Regions from separate parts of the Homo sapiens genome. Here region 1 is linked to region 2. Evidence: chromatin loops called from intact Hi-C (ENCODE). Cell type or tissue: B cell. All regions are shown on one strand. Each heading gives the region's core, and the rest is flanking DNA. Links, peaks and the distances in the headings are about the cores only.

Region 1 (10,975 bases), core at 1,731-9,730, 240 kb before region 2:
AACAGAAACAATAAAAAATGATAAAGGGGATATCGCCACTGATCCCACAGAAATACAAACTACCATCAGAGAATACTATAAACACCTCTACTCAAATGAACTAGAAAATCTACAAGAAATGGATAAATTTCTGGACACATGCACCCACCCCCCGCCCCAAGAATAAACCAGGAAGAAGCTGAATTGCTGAATAGACCAATAACAGACTCTGAAATTGAGGCAATAATTAATAGCCTACCAACCAAAAAAAGTCCAGGACCAGACGGATTCACAGCCAAATTCTACCAGAGGTACAAGGAGGAGCTTGTACCATTCCTTCTGAAACTATTCCAATCAACACAAAAAGAGGGAATCCTCCCTAACTCATTTTATGAGGCCAACATCATCCTGATACCAAAGCCTGGCAGAGACACAACAAAAAAAGAGAACTTTAGACCAATATCCCTGATGAACATCAATGCGAAAATCCTCAATAAAATACTGGCAAACTGAATCTAGCAGCACATCAAAAAGCTTATCCACCATGATCAAGTGGGCTTCATCCCTGGGATGCAAGGCTGGTTTAACATACACAAATCAATAAACATAATCCGTCACATAAACAGAACCAACAACAAAAACCACATGATTATCTCAATAGATGCAGAAAAGGCCTTTGACAAAATCCAACAGCCCTTCATGCTAAAAACTCTCAATAAACTAGGTATGGATGGAACACATCTCAAAATAATAAGAGCTATTTATGTCAAACCCACAGCCAATATCATACTGAATGGGCAAAAACTGGAAGCATTCCCTTCGAAAACTGGCACAAGACGGGATGCCCTCTCTCACCACTCCTATTCAACATAGTGTTGAAAGTTCTGGCCAGGGCAATCAGGCAAGAGAAAGAAATAAAGTGTATTCAGTTAGGTAAAGAGGAAGTCAAATTGTCCCTGTTTGCAGATGACATGATTGTATATTTAGAAAACCCCATCGTCTCAGGCCAAAATCTCCTTAAGCTGATAAGCAACTTCAGCAAAGTCTCAGGATATAAAATCAATGTGCGAAAATCACAAGCATTCTTATACACCGTTGACAGACAAACAGAGAGCCAAATCATGTGGGAACTCCCATTCACAATTGCTTCAAAGAGAATAAAATACCTAGGAATCCAACTTACAAGGGACTTGAAGGATCTCTTCAAGGAGAACTAAAAGCCACTGCTCAAGGAAATAAAAGAGGACACAAACAAACGGAAGAATATTCCATGCTCATGGACAGGAAGAATCAATATTGTGAAAATGGCCACACTGTCCAAAGTAATTTATAGATCCAATGCCATCCCCATCAAGCTACCAATGACTTTCTTCACAGAATTGGAAAAAACTACTTTAAAGTTCATGTGGAACCAAAAAAGGGCCCACATTGCCAAGACAATCCTAAGCCAAAAGAACAAAGCTGGAGGCATCACGCTACCTGACTTCAAACTATACTATAAGGCTACAGTAAAAAACAGCATGGTACTGGTACCAAAACAGAGATATAGACCAATGGAACAGAACAGACACCTCAGAAATAACACCACACATCTACAACCATCTGATCTTTGACAAACCTGACAAAAACAAGAAATGGGAAAAGGATTTCCTATTTAATAAATGGTACTGGGAAAACTGGCTAGCCATATGTAGAAAGCTGAAACTGGATCCCTTCCTTACACCTTATATAAAAATTAATTCAAGATGGATTAAAGACTGAAATGTTAAACCTAAAACCATAAACACCCTAGAAGAAAACCTAGGCAATACCATTCAGGACATAGGCATGGGGAAGGACTTCATGTCTAAAACACAAAAGCAGTGGCAAAAAAACCCAAAATAGACAAATGGGATCTAATTAAACTAAAGAGCCTCTGCACAGCAAAAGAAACTACCATCAGAGTCAACAGACAACCTACAAAATGGGAAAAAATTTTTGCAATCTACCCATCTGACAAAGGGCTAATATCCAGAATCTACAGAGAACTCAAACAAATTTACAAGAAAAAAACAAACAACCCCATCAAAAAGTGGGCAGAGGATATGAACAGAAATTTCTCAAAAGAAGACATTTATGCAGCCAACAAACACATGAAAAAATGCTCATCATCACTGGCCATCAGAGTAATGCAAATCAAAACCACAATGAGATACCATCTCATGCCAGTTAGAATGGCAATCATTAAAAAGTCAGGAAACAGCAGATGCTGAAGAGGATGTGAGGAAATAGGAATGCACTTACACTGTTGTTGGGAGTGTAAATTAGTTCAACCACCATGGAAGACAGTGTGGGGATTCCTCAAGGATCTAGAACTAGAAATACCGTTTGACCCAGCAATCTCATTACTGGGTATATACCCCAAGGATTATAAATCATGCTACTATAAAGACACATGCACACGTATGTTTACTGCGGCACTATTCACAATAACAAAGACTTGGAACCAACCCAAATGTCCATCAATGATAGACTGGATTAAGAAAATGTGGCACATATACACCATGGAATACTATGTAGCCATAAAAAAGGATGAGTTCATGTCCTTTGCAGGGACATGGATGAAGCTGGAAACCATCATTCTCAGCAAACTATCACAAGGACAGAGAACCGAACACCGCATGTTCTCACTCATAGGTGGGAACTGAACAATAAGATCACTTGGACACAGGGCAGGGAACATCACACACCAGGGCCTGTTGAGGGATGGGGGGCTGGGGGAGGGATAGCATTAGAAGAAATACCTAATGTAAATGACGAGTTAATGGGTGCAGCAAACCAACATGGCACACATATACCTATGTATCAAACCTGCACATTGTGCACATGTACCCTAGAACTTAAAGTATAATAAATAATAATTCTAACAATTACAATAATATGGCTCACAGTCACAAAATAACATTTCAGAAATCTTCTCTGCAGTTTCACATGCTCCTATCATGAGAGCAGAAGACACCAGTCTCACAGCCATATTGGTATTTTGTCCAAACAGAGGATAAAGCCCCATTCAGTTGCAGTAAGTTTGGATATTTACTTGAACTTTTAAACATGGCAAAAATGACAATGTTATGAAAAGACGGGTTTTTTTCAAAAATTCTTGTTGAGTAAATAGAAAAGCTACATATTTGTCCAGAGTATTGATCAGCCTTATCTAGTGCCAGCCAAAACGTAGAAGTCTGAGGCTTTTTGAGAATAACTACTTAATTTATAACAGTAATCATAATACAAAGCATTAGCAACATAGGAAAATGAATCTCTTCAATATTGCAAGCTTCAAAGGTTGTGTTTGTTTGCTTTGCTTTTATAAAAAACCCTAACCTGTCCTTCTGGCTGTGTTATCACTGGGTTTGGTCTGAGAAGAGCCAAGGAGTACTCACAAACCAATCCATAAAAATAAGAAAGCACAAAAGAGAAGTATAAATTAGGTCTCTTATTCCATTTGTCAGTCTTATGACCCTCAATGCTATGACTCCCCACTGTCTATAGAAACTCGAACTTCATGTCCAACAGTCTAACTCCAAGGGCAACTTTCAGAATTTACTTCCACCCTGCACTGTCAGCATGCACACTTCTCTCAGGGGCACAGACTAACTCACCAATCTGGACACCAATTTGGTGGTTCCTGGACTCTGTGCCTTTTTTCACATTGTCTACTTCTTTTTGGTATATCACTCTCTACTTTTGTTGATAATATTCCTCCTCCACAGCCCAACTCCAGTGTTGCTCTGCCATTGAGTCCTCTTTAGACTCTCATTTGGAATTAATTCATCTCCCTTCTTAAAAGCCTTCAATGGTTTCCCATTGAATGGAGAAGAAAATTTTGCATCCTTTTGCCTTATGATCTGCCTGGCTATCTTCCCTATCTCATCCCAAGCCATGATGCCCCAGTCACCCTGGATCTTCTTAATTTTCCAGGATTTCCCTAGAGTATTCCAGTCATACATCCCTTACACTCTGTATTTCCACTGCTTGGAAGGCTCTTCCCTCGGCTTTTCTGGAAACTGCCTCCTTGGCACCTGGTAGGTCTCGGCTGAAATGTTACTTCTCCAGAGGTCCTTCCCGGACACCTAGTAGAGCTATACATCTGCCCTGCTCTAGTACTGTTACTGTATACTATTAAGATGTGTTATCTATCTTCATACACTTTTTCTGAATGTATAATTACATATTTATTTGTTTAATTGTCTAACGTTTCTCTTTCCCACAAAAAAACATAATTCTCAAGAGGTCATGAACTCAATATATCTCACTGATACAACTCTAGATCTCACATTTAACATGATGCCTTACATTGTAGAAGTTCAACAAATATTTTTTGAATGAATGAATATATCACTTCTTCCTCTACACATTTATAACAGTTGGATGATAAGCTGCCATATATTGCAGATGTTGACATTAGTTTTTTATCTCACGCTGGATTACAAGTTTCTTTATAGCAAAGGATCATGAATAAATGAGATAATGCTTGCAAAGCACCAGGCCCAAATTAGGTCCTCAATCAGCTTTTGCTCTCATAAGGTTGAACATCAGAGACTAAGTGGAGGTGGAGAGTCTTGGGTTTTCATAAAACTTCACCTATTCCCAGCTCCATAATTTTGGCCAAATTTGTTCAGTTTCTCTGGGCCTATGTATTGGTCCATTCTCACATTGCTATAAAGAAATACCTGAGGCTGGATAATTTATAAAGAAAAGAGGTATAATTCTCATGGGTTCTGCAAGCTGTGCAGAAAGCATAATGCTGACATCTCCTCAGCCTCTGAGGATGTCTCAGGGGACTTACTACCATGGCAGAAGGCAAAGGGGAAGTAGGCCCTCTTATATGGCAAGAGCAGGGGGGACAAAGAGAAGGGGAAGGTGCTAGACATGTTTAAACAACCAGATCTTATGAGAACTCTATTATGAGAACAGCACCAAAGGGATAGTTCTAAACCATTCATGAAAGATTCACCCCCATGATCCAGTCACCTCCCACCAGACCCCCTCCAACACTGGGATTACAATTCAACATGAAATTTAAGTGTGGACACAGATCCAAACCATATCAGCCTGTCTCCTCATTTGTAGATTGTTAATGATGGCACTCACGTTACTGGGTGGTTGTGAGAATGGTATTAGCTAATGCAGGTCAACTGCTCAGCACAATGTCTGGAAAGTAAAAAGTGTTCAATATGGTGGCTATTACTATTACATTAGTCATACCAAGAAACAGAAAAGCTGTGCAAGACATCCAGGAGCTGATCTAGTACTGTTGGCTAGGCTTTGATGTTCCCTTTTGGAATGTAAGCAATTTCAAAGAGCATCAACCTCAGACATGGTCACTCTGTGACCATGATGGAGCGAGACAAAGACTAGACCATTCCATAATATTGTCTGAACACAGAGAAACTTCAGCATTGTTCAAACTGCAAAAATGCTCAATCTCCCCTCCTTCCTGGCTAATGTGAATGATTGCTACTTCTTAATCAATTACAGCCTTAGAACTGTTCTGGCATTCCCTTCTTCTATATAAGACTGATTTAGATACTCAACCTTCATCTAGTCTCTCCCTCTAAATAAGATTTCTTTAGATACTGAATCATAGGATTATTCCTACTTCCTGACAGCACCAATTCAGAAGAAAACTGCTTCCTTAAACTCTCTCCCAAATCACCTAATGCAAGCTTGTGTCCCACAAGTCCTTTCTAACACTCTCTTACTGAGATGACTTATAGTTCCTCATGGTGTGCATTCTCTCTCACTGAAATTAGTAATAAACCCAACTTGTTCAACAACAGTATTTTCCTGGTGGTCTTTGGCTGAAGGGCATTGATCATAGTCATGAGAGTAACAATATCTATCATTTATTGAGCATTTACCAGGGCCTCTTCTAAGCAATTTACATGTGTTAATTTACTCAATTCTTCAGTCAACTTTAGAATGTAGGTAAGAAAAACTAAGCTAGGAAGAGGTTTAAAACTTTGCTGAAGTTAGACAGTTAATGAGTGATGAAGCTGGGCTACAAACCAAAGCATTTGGATCCTTACCCATCACTCCTTACTGTGCCTTCCTCGGTCCTATCACCTTGCTTTGAACAAAGAGATCACTTCAAGTTTATAAAGATCTGAAGCCACCACAATGTGAAAGTCATGGGGCAGAACTCAGCCAGCATACCAGAGACTTCCTTCAACATGTATCAACGGCTATTTCCTTAACACCATTATGGAGGCTGCAAAGAAGTATACATCATAGTCCCTGACTTCAAGGAACTTTTGAGCTAATTGAGGAGACAAGAATTAAATGCACAAAAGTTTCAATAACACTACAAGCTGCAATATAAGAGACACATTAAGGCAGAAGAATGCATGATTCAGTGTCAAATAAGGTGTGCAGATGGCACTGGGAGGGAGCTCGCTGTGGGCTACGTGCTCAGCCCACACACTCTAACCCAACTCAAAACCACAGACAGGAAATCAGAGAAGAGAGCTGCATTGTCAGGAACAGACAGAAAGAAAAAGAATAAAACCTTAATGGAAAGAAATCTATTAAAATTATATTTGCAGTATATGTGGCTAGATGGCTTTTAAATTTTACTTTTTGGTAATTTTTTTGTTGAGGAATTATAACCCAGTCTCTGAAAGGGAGTCATGTGGTTATGTCCAAGGGACTCAATATCAGGAACTCTCTGGGAACATACAAACAGTACAAAGTTCCCTTCTCTTTGGGCAAAGCTGAGCCCTAGCCGGACCCTATCTAGCCTCTCATCTATGGATCACTTTCAGGTTCATGTCATTGCATTCTGGTGTCAGAAAAACGTTCATGACAACTCCAGACACAATATCACAGAAGGAGTCTCAGCCATTGAGGGCCATATTAAGATAGCTTATTTCTGTAAGGAGATAACCAAGCTCTTACAGTGTCTTACAAAGATTCATGGAGTCTTCCAGCACTTTTGGACTGGAAGAGATAAAGTACCACTCTTGAATGATTTAGTAAGTGTGTCTGAGCAAGGGCTTTGATATCAACTTGGGCAATAACATTAGGCAAGTTATGTAACCTCTTTATCTGCAAGTGGAGTTAATAACAATAACCAACTCATGGGATGATTGTAGGGTTAAATGGCATAACGCTTTCAAAGGGCTAAAGGTATCCAACACAGAGAGTACATTCTCAGAACATGTTAGTAATCAATATTATTGTTATTATTCTCCATATCCATATTGTCCTTAAGGACTAGGAGAAATGCAAAAGAAGCACGAGACGTGTTCCTTCTGGATACTTCCAAAGACTCTAAATTAGGGATTTACTCATCCTGATTAGGCAAGTAATTCAGTTCTGTTATGTAGCTGTCATCCTATTGTACCCAGGTTTAGGAGACTCAGTTCCCTAAATTTGATTCCCACCTCCACTACTTACTCGGAACTGTGGCCATTTCCTTAACCTATCGCTGACTCAGTTTATTTATAAAAGCAGTGGGATTAATTATGGTCCCTACATCTTAGGACTGTTGTGAAGAGTAAAAGAGATCATGGATACAGAACCCTGAGAAATATCCAGTACATCACTGGCTCTCAATGGGTGTTATTTTTTATCATCATCATCATCATCATCATCATCACTACCATCCTCATCATTAAGTATATCCTAGACTTTGCCTTTTACTTCCAGAGATTCAAGCTCAATGATCTCTGACATGCCCCAGGCAGCTGAACTTTCCAAGGCTTTATTTTAGAACATGTGCTCTGTTGGAAAAGACAAAGCTTTTCACTCCATTCTAAAGTACTAGATGGGGATGGTGTACACTGCCAGCCACTCTTGTCTTATGACAAATCGTCCATATTTGTAGGTTTGCCAGCTGAGGTCATGGATCTAGTCCTTGGTGAGAAGGAGGAGGAGATGGAGAGAAAGGAGAAGAAAGAGAAAGGAGAGGGAGAAAGGCATGCTACCAGTGCCTATTGGGATTGAAATCACAGTTGCATCCTGGCTGAGTGATTTGGGGCAAATTACTTCACTTCACTTTTCACATTCAGAGGCAGTGCTAGTGCCTCTTTTCTAGGCACGATTGAACTTTAAAAGAAAGAATACATCTATGAGTACAGTGCGTAGCACATATTATATTCTCAGTAAATTGCAGCCAGGTTATCATTACAGATGTTCTCTGTCCTATAAGCAAAATAACTGATCAGAGACCACATCAGGATAGCATTATCCACCAGCTAAGAGGTCTCACATTATTCTTGCATCCTCTTTCTTTTTCTAAAAATTTAATATTGAGTTCAGACTATTGGGGAGAGCACAACTGCATTCTGTTTCAGGTTTGAATGTGAAGACCATACAAGTGCAGTAGAAAGGGTTTTGGAGAAATTTAACAGACTTGCATTCCAGTGCTGACACCATTTACTTTCACTTCTGGGTCTCAACCTCTGAAATTAATATTGGAGGTTAAGACTATACTAGATTATACGTAAAGATCCCTCCAGCCATTCTCCCTTAGGATTCTAATTCCTTAAACCAGTACTTAACAAGGAGTACCTCATGTGAGATTATTGGGTCGCTTGTGAAAAAATGGGTATTCCTGGATTCCCACCTAGGTTTACAGGAATCAGAATCTTTAAGCCCCTAGTGGGAGCAAGGGCTTAAGGCCAGGAACAGACAGACAGACAGACAGACAGACACACACACACACACACACACACACACACACACACAGATGGAATTTCGCTCTTGTTGCCCAGGCTGGAGTGCAATGGCGCCATCTCGGCTCACCGCAACCTCTGCCTCCCCAGTTCAAGTGATTCTCCTGCTTCAGCCTCCCGAGTAGCTGGGATTACAGGCATGCACCATCATGCCCAGCTAATTTTTGTATTTTTTAGTAGAGATGGGGTTTCTCCATGTTGGTCAGGCTGGTCTTGAACTCCCGACCTCAGGTGATCCACCTGCCTTGGCCTCCCAGAGTGCTGGGATACAGCCACCACGCCTGGCCCAGGAACATATATTTTAGTGACCTTCTCAGAGATACACTGCCTGAACTGCAGAGGAGACAGACTTTGAGGTAGTGATGGAAACAAGAGAACGGAAATGGTAAGTAAGAGGGAAGTCCATTCCTGCTCAGGTACATCACTGTGAATTGAACCTCATGTAGAACATGCTGGGCACTTAACCCATTAAGATTGCTGAAGATGCCAAGAAGAAATATTTATAGGCACTTTTTAACATAGTCTATAAAAGAGGAGGTTGATTCAAACATAAATTACCTACCACATCATTCTTTAACCTCTAAATCCTTCTCTAATGACTTGAAAGGCAGCTTATTAAAGCAAAGTGCATGTTTAAGTACTAGATATACACTGGTTAGTTTGCAAACATCTAGAGAAACAGAAGTTACTAAAACTGGCAGGTTTGCTAATTAAAAAAAACAGCAAAAAAAGAAATGTTAAGAAATTTTCAGTCTGGGCAAAATGGCTTAAATATTGTGGGATGTGATTTTCTCTCTTTATCTCAGATCTACCTTCTCCTGAGTTGGCTCCATTTTCTGGATAAATCTTCCCATGTAATAGCAAGATGGCAGCCAGGAACCCCAAGGATACATCATATCCTGTCACAATCCCAGAGCAACTTGGGAAGACCAGGTGTCTCTATTCAGGCTGTTTTAGGATCTTGGAGTAAGCTCTCATTGGACTAGCTTGAGTCATGTCGTTGCCACTAAGCCAATCATAGTGGCCTGAGGATTGTCCTATGGTGATTGGCAGCTTATGTCACATGGCTACTCCTAGAACTGGGGTGTAGGGTTCACCACACTCAAAACACAGAGTGAGAATTGGTTTCTGTACACAAAAACAGGGTGATGTTACTAGGAAAAGTAACATATGGTGGTCAGGCAAATCAACAGATGTCCATTGCAACATCTTAAAGTAGCAAATATCTTTTATGGGCTGAGTACACATTGTTTTTTAACTGTGTGGTAAATTATGCCTCACCCAGTATATTTTCTTACTTGCTTTTTTTTCTGTGTGTATGATCCTTTATGCATTTGTCACACAGACACACACACACACACACACACACACACACACATACTGTCTTAACAGCCAGGGGAAATTAGATGACATTTAGTGATGGAAAAAATGAGCAGAGTTTTGATCATTGTTTAATTTAGCAAAAGAACAGCTCCACCTAAGATTCTTCCTGCCTATTGCCAACAGTGACAAAGTAGCTGGAGATATTGCAAATGTGCTTCTGAGACCTTCTGCAGCTGTTGCAGAAGTGGGACTGAAACCAAGCTCAGGGAGGGTAATCACCAGGAAAACATTTTCTATGTCTCTTTAGAATTCCTCCAAGAGAAATCTTTGGGTTTGTTCACCTCTGAATTCCCATTACCCAACATAATGGTTAGCACATAATGGATACTCAATAAATAGTTATTGAATGAATGCATGAATTAATCAATGAATGCTTTCATTTTTAGAACTGGGTTTTAGTCAGAAACAGATTTTCAAAATTACTTAATTTGTGGAGCTATTTTATGAAACAGTATGGTCATTTCTAAAACATAAAAATGTTTTTAGAAATATACATTCATTTCTGCCCCCTCTTCATCATTTACAAAGGAATAAACCCAATTTTGGTATTTAACAGAACAAAATGGCCAGGAAATGGTAGAATATTTTTATTCACAGCCTGAATTGTATAGGATTTCCAGATGCTCAAAAGCCTGGCGCTATTCAATGTTTCCTACAGTGTAGGAGGGCAAAGGCAATGAAATACAAAACTCAAGTGCGAGAGTTACTTTGACTTTAATTAGTTATACATTCTATACAGAATTGGTTTAAAATTTGCCTAACAATTAAAACCTCTCAAGAAAGATATACAGAAAATAGAATGGAATTAAATTTCAGAACATTCTATCAGTTTTCAGATACAGAGTATCAACAGCTGCATCTATATGTCTATATCAGAATTCTAGATGGAGGAAACT
Region 2 (10,975 bases), core at 1,702-9,701:
GAGTGTCATGGCCTTCCGGAGTCTACACACCAGGAATTGTTGACATCAGCCTGGAACCTGGGATGCCCCAGCCCTGTTGTCTTTCCCCCAAGTCCTCCTGGCTCCAGCTACCTCTGGCCCTAATAGAATTGCCATGCAGGCAAATTTACTTATTTGATATAGTCAGGACCCAACTCTCAAGATGAGATTGAGGACTTACTTTGCATAGAGATCCACATCAGAGGCTCCCTATTCATTCCCCCAAGTCACTTACTGCGCCGTGACTCACATTCTAATGTAACTGTCTTCTGAGCAAACTCTAGGCTACCCGAGGAGGGAGAGACTGAGAAAATCATGTAGTATATGATTAGCACAAAGGCTCTGGAATAGGACAAGGAAGTCTGAATCTGACTCTGCCACTTAATAGCTTGGGCAAGCACTTAACTCAGATTATCTCAACCTGGACAACATTAATATTTGGGGCTGGGTCATACTTTGGTGTAAGGAGACATCCTGTGAATTGTGAGAGATTTAGCAGTGACCCTAACCTCTACCCACTAGATGCCAGGAGCACCCCACCTCCAGCTGTGACAACCAGAAATATCTCCAGACATTGCCAACTGGCCCTTGGGAAGGGAGGCAGTGAGCAGCAATTTGATCTTAGTTGATAACAACTGACTTAACCTCTCTGAGCACCAGTGCCCTAAACCTATAATCTGGAGATTATGATAAACATCCCTGCTTCATCAGGCTGTAAGAACTGAAGGAGATGATCGTGTACTGGATTGGCATAGGAACTGGCACAGTTAGATGGGCAATCAATATTACATGCTGTTATTATTGCAGTGCCTTCCAAGGAATGGGGACCTTTGCAAGAGGTCCACAAGCTCCCCAAATTTGGGGTTGAAAATTTAATTCAGGCTGGGCACAGTGGCTTATGCCAGTAATCCTAGCACTTTGGGAGGCCGAGGCGGGCAGATTACCTGGAGGTCAGGAGTTTGAGACCAGTCTGGCCAACATGGTAGAACCTCGTCTCTACTAAAACTATAAAAATTAGCCAGATGTGGTAGTGTGTGCCTGTAATCCCAGCTACCTGGGAGGCTGAGGCAGGAGAATCGCTAGAACTCGGGAGGTAGAGGCTGCAGTGAGCTGAGATTATGCCACTGCACTCCAGCCTGGGCAATACAGTGAGACTCCATCTCAAAAAAAAAAAAAGAAAATTTAATTCAGCAAATACATTTTGAAGATCCATGTCTATAGGTATACTGCCAGGTAATGGGAATTAAAGGGTGAATAAGATTCAGACACCACCCTCAAGAAGTTCCCTACCTGGTGAGAAGCTCACAGCCCAGGCTCAGTTCACACCCTGGTTCTTCCACTTGCATGTGTGACTTAGGGCAAGTTTGCCTCACTTTGATGAGCCCCTGTCACCTCATCTCTAAAGCGAAGATAACAATGAGAGATGTAGCTCTTAAACATCAGCTACACTGTCTCCCCACTACATTTAATCTCTCGATTGCTGGTCCTCTTCTGCTCAGCACACTGCCTGCAGCAGAGAGAATAAGTCCGTCGCCCACCTCCATGGGAGAGGCTGCTTCCTTCCCAGTGAACATGTACCATCTTCTGGGAGATGATTCGGGATCTGAGGCCCGTCATCAGAAGGACTTGGGCTTATGGCCTTGGTAGTCACGTCACTTCTCTCAATCAGTTTATTCACCTATACGATGGGGATAACGACAGTGCCTACCTTCATAGAAGTTCTCATGAGGGTAAAATGAGATCATTCATGTAAAACATGGCAGAGAGCCCAGCACAGAGGAAGCACACAATGCCCTGTTGCCATGGCAATGGAGAGGAAGATGCTGACCAAAAAGGGGAGGCAAGGGGTGCGGCTCTCCATGGCCTGATCCAATCGCCTTGGGGAGCTGATGCAGGAGCCCAGAACTCCATCTCCCACACCTTGACCGCGGGGCACAGCCTGCAGGACCCTTAACACCAAAACCTGTCTACGCCAGCCCCTCCCAGGCCAATGGCAGGAGCCTTGTCCCAGGCTCTCGCCAAACGATTCAAGTGTATTAAAATATGGATGTATATATGTATGATGACAAGAAAAAGGAAAAGTGTAACTTCTAGTCAGAGCCTAAATTTCTTGCCTCCAAAGCCCAGCTGGAGAGCAGGGGTTCTAAGAGAAAACAGCCGCGCAATTAGCTGGAGTTCTGTAGCTGTCTTCAGCAGACTGCTTACACCGATGTCTCGATAGGTGGTCTCCCAGTTCATCAGTTCATAAATAAGTAATTTGAAATGTGTTCCTGAGGGAAATTTTCCTCCTGCTCTCCCCAACAGACTGTACTCATCAGTTTTCCCATTCTCCAGGTAGCTGCCGTCCTCATTTATAATGGCCAGAGGAACTACGCTGTTCTAATTCCTGCTTCATTACATTGTCTAATGCGAGTTTTCACCAGCCTCACAACTCCACATTTCTTTATGTTGATAAGAAAAAAAAACTTTGCATATATTATTTATTAGCACTTTGGAGGTGGCTTTGCTACAGGTTTAAGTGGAATATTTTTACATACAAAGCAAGATAGGCAAGTTGAATTCTGGAAAGGGATTTGGAAATGTTGTTGATCAGCTCTCCAGTGACACATGCGTGTGGACTGGGTGGGACACACGTGCGGCACACACTCCACTCACACACAGCCAAACCTTCACCACCTATTTTACTGCTTCTACCTCACCTCCTACCTTCGCCATCCATGTAGCCTGACATATATTTTGTTCACATTTTGATGCATGGTTCCAATGTTATATTTTTCCATTTGAGAAAATGTGCAACCAGATCAAAAGCACCTGGTGACTTAGGAACACCAGGGTCCCCCACTGGTGAAGCTAATGGAGTCACTAATTTGCCTGGCCAATAAAACCAATGATTTCTATACTAAAAGCCTTTGAGTGAAGCCTCCGGGGCTTGCTTCAGGGCAATGGAAGGGGGCTAGTTTCCTCTTAGCCAATAACCTAATTATTTTTTTAAAGCACTAACTGTACCTTTCATTATAATAATGCATATAATTGATTTTACTGATTATGTCTTTCATGGCATCTATTAGTCACTGAGAACTATATTTACTTCTTTCTGTTGTTTTTATGATTGTTTAGCTTTGGGATCTCATAATAGGTAATTAATAAAATATGTTAATCTGAGAGTAATTTACCTAATGAGATCTCCAGGAATGCTTTTCTCTCCTGATAAAGGAATCCCTCAGAAGGCTTTTGTGGGAGGAAAAGCTTTCCTGTGAAATCCTGGCACAATCTGAAACCTAAATTCAGGTTTATTTGTTAGTTTCCTTAGCCTCTGAACAACCAGAGAATTTTTCATCAAAAGAATTTAAAACTGAATGTCCAGTTTCAGATGAAACTGTCCTTTTCTCTGGTCTGCCTGGTGGCAGCAATCAACAACCTCACCCCCACGGACAGTCATCCAATTAGGCAATGAATGAAGTTGACCCACCAGCTATTGGAGATCCCTTTCAGGAAGGGGCTGTAGTTTTGAAGGAGAATAAGATTACTGTGATGCAACACAAGCAAAATCAAAAGGGTAAGATGAAGGAAAGAGAGAAGAGGAGGGGGCTAAACAACGATGAATTTTATACCACAGGAGACTTATTGCACAGTACCCACTATCTGTGAGTCAGGATGAGAAAGGTAGACATGGTTTCTCTGGTATAATCACAGTTCACCTCTATCTGTAAGGGGTGCTGGTGCATTGAGTGCAAATCCTAGCTCATTTTCTGGGATGCTGCTCAGACAGGCCTGAGGATGTTTGCAACAAGAGTGGTGCTTCAAGCTGAGGATCCAGAAGCAGACAGACCTGGCTCCCATGCAGGTCTACACCTCGGTCATGTCCTTTCTTAACTCCAAGCCATAGTGCCTTTCATTTTCAGTATGGGCAGCAGACATTAGCACCTACACACCTGTAACAAAGGAACACAGAGCACACACCAAGGTTTCTCAACTTCAACACTAGTGACATTTTGAGGCAGATAATTATTTGTTGGGGGCAGAGTGGTTGCACTGTGCACTATAATCTATTTTGCAGTATCCCTGCCTCCAGCCACTAGGTGCCCATAGCAGTCTTCCCCTCTCCAGAACAGCCAGAATTGTCTCCAGATATTACCAGCCAGAATTGTCTCCAGATATTACCAGATATCCTTTGGGGGCTACAGGAATGTGGCAGGCACCGTTGCTACTCCTGAGAACACTGGCCCACACTAAAGACTCAACAAACACGATCTTAGTATTACAGTAATCTTTTCTGAGAATGAACTGGCAACATAGATGAGAAGCCACTCAGGAAAAAGAATGCAGGGTGTTCTACGATGAAGTCCTCCAACTCTTGTTATCATCACAGGGAATAAGTCCAGATTTCAGTTTGAGGAGGATCCCCCACTGACAAGCGGGAGCTCCTCTGTAGCCAGGGCCAAAGTCTTATTCGCAGGCAGGGAGCACTTGCCTGAGGCTAAAATGACACCAGGTTATGGATTATATCCAAGATACGCAGCACTCATCTCACATCCAGCCCCAAGCTCAGGTCCCTGGAGAGACAAGCCAAGCCAAAACAAAAGGAGCCACCAATATGAAATACTTTGTGTTTATGTATCAAAACATATGTCATGTTTTTAATATATGTATACCATACACACAAGTTTCAGATAAATAAACAAGTAAAAACTACAGTAAACTCCTTGCCGACCAAGGAAACATTGAAAGTTACTGAGACCCAACCTCTGAAAAGCAAAGTATGAAAATCAATAAAGCCTAAAGCAAACCTGCCCATTCTTTGACTTGACATAATCACTTTCTCTAGAAATTCAGGTCCCAGGTACTTTTCTAACCCAGACCATTTCAAGTTGAGACTGAGATTCATCTGGAGTAATCATACCTTTTACTTGTTAAGAAAAAGTGGCCTTCATGCCATGTGAAAGGCTCTCGTAACATACATTGTCTCATTTAGCAAACTAAAGCCTGACAATTTTAGCAATCATTTGATTGCCTCACTCTTTATAAAAAAGAAAACAGAAATCTGCATTTATATACATACATATTTGCACCAAAAAAAATATGTACTTAAAACCATTGAAAATCACATGAACACAAAAATAACCAAAGATAATTGCCCAAACATGTTCACACAACTCACTCATGCACTCACTCAAAAATAAGTACATAATGACATTCAGGGTCATAAAATGGATTTCCCTATAAGCGGAAAAAGCATGTGCCCGGGCCACCATTAAAACAGGGGCACCTGAAATAAAAAAATTTTATTGAATTTATTATTTGAAAACCATCAGAGTAGTCATCAGGAGAAAAAACAATTATTCTAGTTGCTTATACTTGTGTAACAATTTAGCATTGCTTTTATTTTCAATTGCAGTTAACTCTTGAACAATGCAGGGATTAGGGGAGCCAATCTCCTCTCCCCTACATGTCAAAAATCTGCATATAACTTTTGACTTAACTACCAAAAACTTAACTACTAATAGCCTACTGAACAGAGAAGTCTTATCAATAATATAGCCAATTAACACATATTTTAGATGTTAAAATGTTTTTCAGAAAAGCATAAGGAAGAAAGAATACATTTACTCTTCATTAAGTAGAAGTGGATCATCAGAAAGGTCTTCATCCTTGTCTTCACATTGACTAGGCTGAGGAGAAGGAGGAGGAGTGGGAGGGTTGGTCTTGCTGTCTCAGGAATGACAGAGGTGGAAGAAAATCCACAAATCAGTGGACACGTTCAGTTCAAACCCATGTTGTTCAAGGATCAACTTTACCTACACTGGGGGTTGGGGAAAGTCACCATAATTTTTTTAGATATTCAGGTTTTGAAAGTCTTAATTGAGCCCCTAGACACACCCCAACTTTCATATACAAATTATGAAATCTGAAACCCAAATCTGCTGGTACTGATGCCCCTGAGCATGATACTTGGGATGGTGGAAAGGGCTCTGTTCCCGAAGCTGGGGGACCTGAATTCTAAACCTAGCCTCCCACTTACTCTCCATTAATATCTTGTTCAATCTCAGTTTCCCAACTGTTAAAAAACAAAAACAAAAAACTAGTTAGTGAAATTGATATGATTTCCAACATTATTCACTTCAGCTTTGATTGCCTATGAATCCCCCTTCTTGCCCAAGGTCATCCACAGCTGGTGGCCGACAGAGGCAGAAGTAGAGGTAATCCCATCTCCTAGTTTAAGGCCTTTTCCACAAAGTTGTACCCACACAAAAGCCCAAGCCCCTTCCTTCTCTCTCCTCCTCCACCTCCTCATTGCTATGCAACTCCTTTCTCATCTCCGGTGCAGCCCATCCACAACCCCTCCCCACCCCCGACAGCTCACACTGCAGGTAGTGCAGGAAAAGATAGCAATGGGGAAAGACAGTCAGGCACATTGAAGGGGTTACTTTGCCTGGGGAACCCTTTATCTGAAGTTGTCCTCAAAAGCGAGAATGAGTTGATTTGCATTTTCCCACTGAAGCATGCAGAGTAGCTGAGGAGTGTTTCTCGTTACCAAGTACCGTCTTCTCTGGTTTGCCCTGAGGCCTTCTCTGGGGCTGGAGCAGCTCTGAAAACACCTGTACGCTGCCCATTTAAATATATGCTTCAGACAAATCTTTTAGGGGTTTCAAAAAGGGAAAAACTAATGCTTTTCCGCCCCAGCATACATTATCCTTCCTGTGAATGCTGCAGGCAGAAATTAACTCTCTCCAAGCTGGTTTATTTAGTCTGTCTTTCCATGTAAAGCCTGCATTCCATGTTAAGGGACTGGCAGTTAACAGCTTTCTCGTTCCTTTCTGCCTGCCTTCCTTTCTTCAATCATTCATTCAGTAAGTAAGTATTTACTGACATCCATTCCATGCAAAAGCACTGTGTTGTCCCCATATCTTCTCCAGAGACAACTTTGACAAGGATCCTGCTCCCAAACTGCTCACAACCTGGCTCAGGTGACAATGGGCCCAGATGTGCCCAAATGTACCCAAATGTTACCTGGGGACCTCACTGCATCTCAGGAATTGGCTCGGACAGTTTCAAGGCTTGTTTGAATCCACAGTTCTCCTCATGACATCTGCAAACTCCTGGCCTTTTTGCTCTGCTGCTACACCTGTGCCTGTTGCCTTGATCGGGCACCAGCACCTCACAACTTTGGTAACTTTGTGGAAGAACTGAGGACAGTGGAGGGCAATTGCATCTCACGCCACATAGCTGTCGGCTGTCTTGATGGCTCTCCACCTCACTCTGCTGGCTCTCAAAGCGTGGGCTCTCCAAAAGGTGACCCACCTCACTACGCACTCTTTTCCAAACAGCGTAAGCCCTGTCCGCTCTGCCTCTTCTCACCCTGCTTCTCTCACAGTGTGTACTTGCAACAGACCAGCCTCCTTCCTGGTATCCAAGAAATTTGGAAAATAAAGTTCTCTCCATCCTTTTACTCAAGTAACTATAATACAAGTGGAAAAATTACAGAAGTCATAAAAGTATGCCTGCCCCCAGGCAGGCAATTAATAAATATATTAAATAAGCATATCTGTTGAAAAGGGGATTGGAAAAGGACTATTGCGGTTCAGGGGAGGGAAAGGTAGCTTTCATAAAGAATTCAGAGAAAGAAGCTTTTCTCCAAAAAGCAGAGTGGCACATGGGCAGGCACCACCTTCCACTATCTAGACCTTCCTGATCCTTCTCTACATCTGTTTTGTTTCCTCTTTTCTCCTTTTGAACATCTGCCCACCTCTTTGTGAAAAAAAAAGAAAAACAGGAAATGAAGGGATTTTGAAGGTCTGAACTCAGGATTCAGGAATTATACAATCCTAAAAGGTCTGGTCAAGTAGAAATTTTTGAGCTCATCCACCCTAATGCTTTTGTTTCATAAAGGAGTAAACAGACCTTTCCAAGGTTGTGCAGGATGTGAGTTGGTTTTTTTCCTCTTAATTTGAATGAGTGATAAACATTTTAAAGTCAAGAAACTTTACATCAGAATCCAGAAAAAAATCAAAGATCTGCCAACACTGGGCTTGCATCCCTGCCCAGCAGCAGCGGGCTGGAATGCGGTAGCTCCATCTCCTGCATGCACAGTCCCCTTCTATCCCAGCTGCCTCACGCCCAGATGGGTTCAATCATCTCCATCATAGTCATGGCCCCTACAGGCCTTTAAACTGTAACTCCTGTGTGTTAGTCCATTTTTGCGTCACTGTAAAGGAATACCTGAGGCTGGGTAATTTATAAAGAAATGAGGCTTAATTGGTTCAAAGTTCTGCATGCTGTGCAGGAAGGATGGCACCAACATCTGCTTCTGGTGAGGCCTCAGGAAGCTTCCAATCATGGCGGAAGGCAAAGCCACAGGGCCGATGTGTCACATGGCTAGAACAGGAACAAGGGGCTGAGGGAGGTGCCACATTTTTAAACAATCAGCTCTTGCATGAACTCAGCAAGAACCCACTCATCACCAACGGGATGACGCTAAGCCTTTCATTAGTGATCTACCCATCGTGGCCCAATAGCTCCCACTGAGCTCTGCCTGCAACTACTGGGGATTACATTTCAACATGACATTTGGAGGGGACAGACATCAAAACCAAATCATCCTGCTTTGCAGCCGGTTTCCTACTCCTGGCCAAAACAAAAAAACAACCCAACAAAAGCCACATTAAACCATGTAGCACAACTAACCTCAAGCAGCTCTCTATGTTATTGGATTCTAGAAGTCCCCAAAACCAGAAATTCCCATCCCCTCCCCATCAAAAGCTAATAATAATAGTAATAAATAGCAGGCAAACAAACGAAAGCAAAAAGCCTTTCCCACTGTCTGGTACTGCCTGAAATATCACTGTATCTTGGAGAAGTACTGTGTTCCTCTAACATCTCGGATTTGAAAGAAAAGTGGTACAGTAAGAAATGGCCCCTGGCACACACCATCATCTACTTTAACATTTTGACTGAGGATCATTTTTCGTGGTAGGATCCTTCAGATATCCTCTGCAGACACACACACACACTCCAAACACAATAAAACACAACACACATCCCCCTCTCTCATTCTCTCGCTCTCTAAGCCATATACTCAACTTTATTGGAATCTGATTAAATAAACAAAAACAAACATTTCTCCTTAGAGAAGGAAATAATTTTCACAAAATAAAAACACAGAGCAAATATACCTATTTGAAGGTGAAAAGATCACTGTTTTCTCCAGCAAGTCAGAGAGAGCATGAACCAAGAACACGAGATGCTGCAGTTTGCTGATGTGAGTGTGTGGACAATGAGAAGCAGGTGGTGTATGAACACAGGCAGAGAGAAGGAAAGGAAAACTGTCATCTTAGCAAGGATCACTGCATTGTGCTATCAAGGTCACAGTTGGTAAAGACCAAAATACTATCTCCAAAATTTTAACAAGGATTCTTCCTTTCTCTTGTTCCCATAGTGAGTTCCGGGAAATGGAGAGAAAGTGTAATGAAGCATATTTCTTTTTAAATGGCATATAGCTGGCCTCTACTTGGATCCTGTTTTCTGACATCATTTTAATTAGGAAAGGTGAGAAAGTTTCCAACGTCCCCCAACCCCCTTCCCTGTATCCTAAATGAGGGTTTCACAGAGAACTGGCAACCAACACGATTTTGACAGAGTGAACTTCTTTCTCTCATAAGCATTCCTCCAATCCCCAGATAATACCCCTCATTCCTCCCACATTAACTAACACACACAACTTTTCTCCTCCCACCCTCCCCAGCTCTCACTTCTCTCCAAAACGTATAACATAATTGTGAAGGCTAATTATCAAATAATGCTTAAGCCTTTGGGAACAAGATAGGGGGTTCTACAAATGTTTTAAAAAGTCCCCAGGCTGCAATAGAAACGTGATTAACTGAAACAAAAATGCCTGCTGAAAACTTTCAAACCCAAAGTCAGTTTTTAAAATATTTTTAAATATATAGGTATATTATATACATGCCTGTGTCATAATTTATCTATATGTACATATGTCAAATGTGTCTTTTTTTAATCTGTCACAGAAATTCTCTGCCATTGTAGAGCAAGACCCTCAAAGAGAGAAATAATTTGAAGTCGGTTCATCCTTTTTTCTGACACATGGAGGTCCACCATGGATTTCTCCCATGACAGGGGACCCCTCAACTGGCTCTGGTAGGAGACAGGAGGAAGCTGCCTCTAGTAAGAGGAAGGAGAGAGCAAATCTAGGCGATACAATTCTCCTCCTGGCCTGAACATGAGCAGATAGGTTCTGACAGATGTAGTTTTTATCATGGAATAAAACAGGCTCACAGCAGTGTGCCTCACACATGAATGTCACATTTTATGAATTGCCATATTGTCTCACTACACGCTGCAGTGAGCAGGGCTGGGCAGACCACGAGGTTGAGGAACGACTCGGCCTCTCCTCTCCCACGCCCCCTCCATTCCAGGCAGGGGCACTGGTTTTTTGCCTGCATCCTCAGAGAGGAAGAAACAACGGCTGTGGGTGCACCTGTGTTGTATGGGCCAAGTCCTCAGCTGTGATGCACACAGAAGTTAAATATAGCACTGTGGCTGGTCAGATTTCAACTGTCCTGGGACCCTGAGCGGTTACGTAGCAGAAGGGGCTGGAGGGAGGGAGAGGAGGAGGGATTCAGAGAAAGCGTGCACAATAACAATGCATGATCTATCATGCAAAGAGCCGCAGGGCAGAAATAAGGGCTCCTCACTCCTTCAGTAGAAGCCAAGCCCAGGGTGCTGATTATGTGCGGAGCAAGCTGTCTAATGGGAAAGAGAGCTCATCCACAAATCCTGGGTCAGGAAAGCCAGGAAGGTCCATTCTGAGACTCTGTCCATAGATGAGTGTTCTGAGGATTAGCTCTTGACTCAACACTGTGGAGGAAATGGTATTCAAAATCTCTAGGGACTCACTTTCTAATTAAAGAGCAAGTCTTACTGGTTGCCTTTACTTCCCACC

Evidence for each region. A loop is a pair of places that touch in the nucleus more often than their neighbours do. Peaks named below come from ENCODE experiments on the same cell type or tissue, not always from the same donor. Only the 100,000 strongest peaks of a DNase experiment are listed, where the experiment ranks them.
Region 1: a loop joins it to region 2, with 2.3 times the contacts of the local background. A loop is called at or near these places in 2 of 110 quality-filtered maps.

What each region holds. Positions count from the first base shown.
Region 1 is chr5:158,430,705-158,441,679 of GRCh38, reverse strand. No RefSeq gene overlaps it. Among named protein-coding and RNA genes, the nearest start is that of LINC02227, 26 kb to the right of the region's middle. In B cell, for the core only: no CTCF peak of the experiment used is centred there; DNase peaks (open chromatin) are centred at 4,829 and 6,299; H3K4me3 peaks cover 1,038 bases; H3K27ac peaks cover 1,776 bases.
Region 2 is chr5:158,194,320-158,205,294 of GRCh38, reverse strand. No RefSeq gene overlaps it. Among named protein-coding and RNA genes, the nearest start is that of LINC02227, 210 kb to the left of the region's middle. In B cell, for the core only: no CTCF peak of the experiment used is centred there; a DNase peak (open chromatin) is centred at 6,524; H3K4me3 peaks cover 476 bases.